2 separate regions of the Homo sapiens genome follow, and region 1 is linked to region 2. The links are chromatin loops, found by intact Hi-C in ENCODE. Cell type or tissue: MCF 10A. All regions are shown on one strand.

Region 1 (2,500 bases), 110 kb before region 2:
CTGTGGTGTTTTGTTATGGTACCTTGAGCTAATACATATGGGCACATTAATGTTTAAATGAACGTCTTTACTTTATTTCCAAACTTCAGTATTTTCCTTCCTACATTTTAATTTTCTTTTTTCATAATGTTCTTTCATAAGAGAATGAATTTTGGACCCAGATCATCTGTTACGTTGGTCAAATTCCTTAACTTTATTTGAATCAATTTTCTCAAATGTCTGAAGATGATGATACTAATATTTGCTTCCCCGTCGGATGGCTGTCTTCAAAATAAGCACTTTAATTATAATAAAGGCTGGAAATAAAAATATTTCTTTTATTATTGCTGTATGTTTTCAATATTCTTCAATATCTTACATGAATTTTTTTAAAAAATTAAGTTGAAACTTTCTATTCCTGTCTTATTTTTCAGACATAGCTTTTTCCTGTCTTCCGTTCCACTCCTTCTCTAGAATTTCTTCTTGCCACACACTTCTTTCCCCTGGGTAGACAGAGCCTCACAAGCTCATCCTTATTTTTCCTCACAAAGCCTTGTCAAACAGACCATCCATTGAGATTCCTACTGGATCAATTGACAATTGATTCAATTTGGTCACTAGGCAACATATTTTAGGAAAAGAATGTTGTGAATGCTGTTTTTGCATTTATTTTCCAGGATTAAAACCTTCTTCAAATAATCTGCTTTGTTCCAGGATCCATGAAAGCTTGAAATAGCACCCACACCGTCTGCACTTGCTTGCCCTTTATGCCATAAATTCCTTCTAAACATAGACATCCATGTCAAGTTGGCATTGATATAGGATGCAGATTTATGTGTTTAGAAGTAAGTCAAGAAAGAAAGAACATTTGGAAAGACTATCAAGAAAGATGGGTTGTCAGAAAAAATAAAGAAAAAAGAAAAAAGATAGGAAAACTAATGAATGCTAAAACACACTACAACAGCTTATCAGTGTGAGTTAGCTCTTCATGTTCTCGTAGTCCGTTCTAGAATTGGGACCTTCTTTTCAGGCTCTTTTTCAACAATGGCCACTGGAGGGCATTGCCAGCCAGCAGTGAGGGAGGTTTATAGCAAGTCCTTAACAGGGAAAGTTAAGGTATAAAGGTCAGATGTGGCAATAGCGTCAGACAACAATAGGGCAAACATGAAAAACTACAACTACGTGTCTCAGAGCAAGATTTTGCTGGCACTTAGACTGAGGTCTAAGAAAGAGTTGTTGAAATATGGTGGGTGTTTGCCCTAGGTTTTATTTTCCCTTCTCACTGTTAACATTGATGTTGTCATTTATTTACAGCTTTATGGTTGCATGGGCCTCATATCATTTGATCAGTATGTTCTCTAACAGTTTGGTCTAAATTGAGTTTCTGAAAATTTGAACCTGTCAATGAAGATGGCTGATCTCCATGAAAAGATGGCATAAGCAGGTCTCTTCAAAATGGGAAAAGGTCCTCTAGGAAAGCAAAATGTTACTTTAACATTTGAACATACCTGCAAATTTCTTATTAAGTTGATTTATAGTGTGACACATCAATAAGGTACTTGAGGCTTGATTCACTAGACTGATATGCCACTCAATCGGGCAGTCATTTAGCTTATTCACCACCTCTACTCGGGGGGCCAGTGATGCTTCCTCTGATCACGTTGAAACGGCGCCCATGTGAAAGCCCAGCACCATGTTACATTTCCATTCTACCTTCTCTTCTTATGCCTTGGAATATTCAAATCAATATTCTTCAAATTTCAAGTCTATGGGAAAGGGTGGTATTTTTAAATTCTAATTTGTTTTAGTGTGCATATGTGTGGTTTGTTCATGTAGACGGCTTTGCCGTTTAATCTCAATTCTTGGCAAGCCAGTGTTAAGTGACTGGTTTTACACTTGGTGTGACTGAATGGGTACTGAGGCTCAGCTTGCCTGAATTACAAAGGCCATCGAGATGTTCTAACCTCATGTTTCTGGAGAAGTTTTCAATTGGCTTTTAGCACTATATCATCCTGGATTGCCTCTGATATCAATGACTACTTCTGTCAGTTTCCTTTACTTTCCTCTCTGCTGTTGGAACAGAAGCATGCCCAGAGATCAGACATTGAACCTATTTTCTTCTGGGTCTGCCTCACTTTCATGGTGATATCCTCCAGCCTCATGACTTTTAAAACCACCTATAGGCCAATGACTCCCAAATTTATATTTCCACTCTGCATCTCTCCCATATACTCCAAATTCCAATTTCCAAATGCCTACAACTCTACTTGAGTGTCTGATAGATGTCTCAAACTTAGTATGTTCAAAACCAAACTTGATCTTCCTTCTAAAGCTTAGTTTTCCCTTCTCAGTTTATAGCAGCTTGTGGTTTTCTGTGTGAAAAGGGCTATGTAAACCAAAATAAAATTCTGAGCCCCTAACAGACTAAATGGACTCCCCTCTTCACCAAAGGGATCCCAAAGAAACCTGAGCAACTAATTCAGGGCATGAATGGAAGGTGTGGGAGGGGATCAGACATGCT
Region 2 (2,500 bases):
TGTATTTGTAAGTCAGAGAGCAGCTTTGTTACCATCAAATGCTATATTTTTATGATATTGACATCCTATAATCAGAATCATTCTTTGGAGCACAGATCAAAGAGAAAACAGAAAGCCACAACAGTTCCCAGTACTGTAATTACAAAACAAAATAAACAAGCAAAACATATGTTGGGCGTTTCATATATTGGGGTACCTGTTCAGTATCAATGTGATACCATGAGTAAATTTTTGTTGTTTCTATTTTGGTCATCAATTTTCTTATCTATAAAAAAAGACAGTTGCACTCACTGTTCTCCAGAGTCCTTCTGAGCACAACTCACCTAAAACCCCCTTTTTAAAACATCAAACTGTATATTAACAGCTAACCTTAAATGAGAAGATAGTCAGGAAAACCAAGTGTGTAATTGTGGCTTGGAGGATGGGATTAGGAGTTGCCCCAAACTGTCCTGTGCTTCCTGTCTGTATCAGCTTCGGTGAGTGCAGAAAAGACTGACCGTGTCTGTGAACACTCACATAGATGTTTTGACTACTTGGTGGTGAGCACACCTCTTTCAGGTAGGATAGGCTCTTTCTCTGAGTCACTGACCAGCCCTTGTTGACTGTAATCATCAGAGGAATGAGAATATTATCCACGGAAAAAGGGATTATTGTTTTTTTCCGAGGATCACAAAGAGACTTGTAAATAGTCCTTTAATTCCATTTTTCTCAACTCAAGAAGATACCACACTTGTAATTCCTGCCTGCAACACAGCTTGGATTGAATTGTCATGAAAAGTGCCATCTAATTTCAGTAGCTAACCATGACTACTAGTGACACTTGTATGTGTTTAGCCTTTCACTGATGTTTTTACATCTATTATCTCACTTTATCCACAGAATAGCACACCAAGGCAGGTGCAAGAGATATGATCATTTAACCGATAAGGAAACTGAGACTCACAGAAGTAAAAGCACTTGTCTGGGTCGCACAACTAAAATCTGGATTTTCTGACTCCAAATGGTGATTTTTCTTCACAATCTCAAATATGGAGATATTTTATATTCTTCCTGATGTCACAGTGCCATCTGTATTCAGTAGCTATTGACCATATATTGTAAGTTCAGATATTATAGTCTATTACATGCCTCTAATAGTACACGCAAAAGCAAGTATGTCATCATGGCGTTCCTCTTTATAATACAAAGTCACTCAGGTGCATCTCTAATAAACGGGATGGTTTCTTGCGGCGGCTTTTGCTAGAGTTGCCTAATACCACCCAGTCAGGGAAAAGGTACACTGGGCAAGGAGGGCTAACCCTGTGCTTCCACTGGAAACAAGCCTAAATCTTTGTACACGTCCGCTATTGATTCCTAATTATCACCAGGAGATGGCGCTGTGCATTAGTAAACATCCGGCTTACAAAAGTACAGGGTTTCAGGGAAAGAATCACTGGGGAGATGGTAAATGAGACAAATGTTTGTGAGGGAAAAAATATTGAACAGCTGATGCAGGACGAAGGCACATTTGTGGGATTTAGAAGATGGAGTATAAAATTGTGACTTTTTCATGAGGCATGTAAAACAATTATTTTGCTGTTACTTATTAGAATATTGCTGGAGAGTCAAATCAAACAGAAATTGTTCTATTCAACGCAATGGGTAGGTGCTCAGTAATACGGGCGAATGTTTGCACTCTGTTGACATCAACCTAGCTCTAGAAATGTTAAATGATTATCCAGTTATTTCCCAATCCGAGAGTTCTTTCTTCTTTGCCCAAACTGCTTACTCCAAGCTGTGTCAGCTATGAAAGTAACCTTTGTCTCTTACGATGATCCTCCTTGTGCTTATTTTTGTATGTAAAAAATTTTAGGCTCATAGCTTTTTAATGAATTTAAGAAAAAAAAATGTGTTCTTGTTTATGTTACTGTTTCAATGAGAGTGAAGTGTTTTCACATCTTGCAGACTTAGAGCCCCCTCGATTTCATCAAGGTCTTGCAGTCTGAGGGTCTAGCAGTGTTGTAGTTTCAGTTTCAGATATACGTCTAAGATTTTTTATTTTTGAGATCTCATAATCTTGCAGTATTTATTCGTAGGTTATTACTTAAAAGAAAGTCCCAAACAAGTGGCCAAGAAATTTAAAAGAAAGTTAAAATGAGTCTAATTAAAGCTGAAATTAACGAAAATTCTGATAACATCAAAATTTTAGCGTTTTGGTGGCCCAAAGTATTTGGGGGCTGAGCCAAAAAGAAAAGAAACAACTACTTTGATTCCTAGTGATTCCATTCTAAGCCCTGCCAGATGGATTAAAGCCACAACATCTCTACAGACATTTCAAATTCTGCTTGAAGCAACAAACTGATCAGTCCTTTACTCTAGCTAACAGAGGAAAACAGAGGAAAGTGGATCACTTCTTAGAGAAAAAGAAACAAATAAAACTATATATATAAATATATGCAGTATATATATTTTATGCATTATACATATTTTATATATATTCATATATTATATAGTATATATA

What was found. Hi-C counts contacts between places; a loop is a spot of excess contacts. Peaks named below come from ENCODE experiments on the same cell type or tissue, not always from the same donor. Only the 100,000 strongest peaks of a DNase experiment are listed, where the experiment ranks them.
Region 1: it touches region 2 in a loop (9-fold over the local background); 13 of 110 quality-filtered maps call a loop at or near these places.

Annotation. Positions count from the first base shown.
Region 1 is chr3:190,700,174-190,702,673 of GRCh38, forward strand. No RefSeq gene overlaps it. Among named protein-coding and RNA genes, the nearest start is that of LINC02013, 2.1 kb to the left of the region's middle. In MCF 10A, a CTCF peak has its summit at 1,024 (motif pointing right); a DNase peak (open chromatin) is centred at 1,058.
Region 2 is chr3:190,810,619-190,813,118 of GRCh38, forward strand. No RefSeq gene overlaps it. Among named protein-coding and RNA genes, the nearest start is that of GMNC, 51 kb to the right of the region's middle. In MCF 10A, a CTCF peak has its summit at 1,360 (motif pointing right); a DNase peak (open chromatin) is centred at 1,373.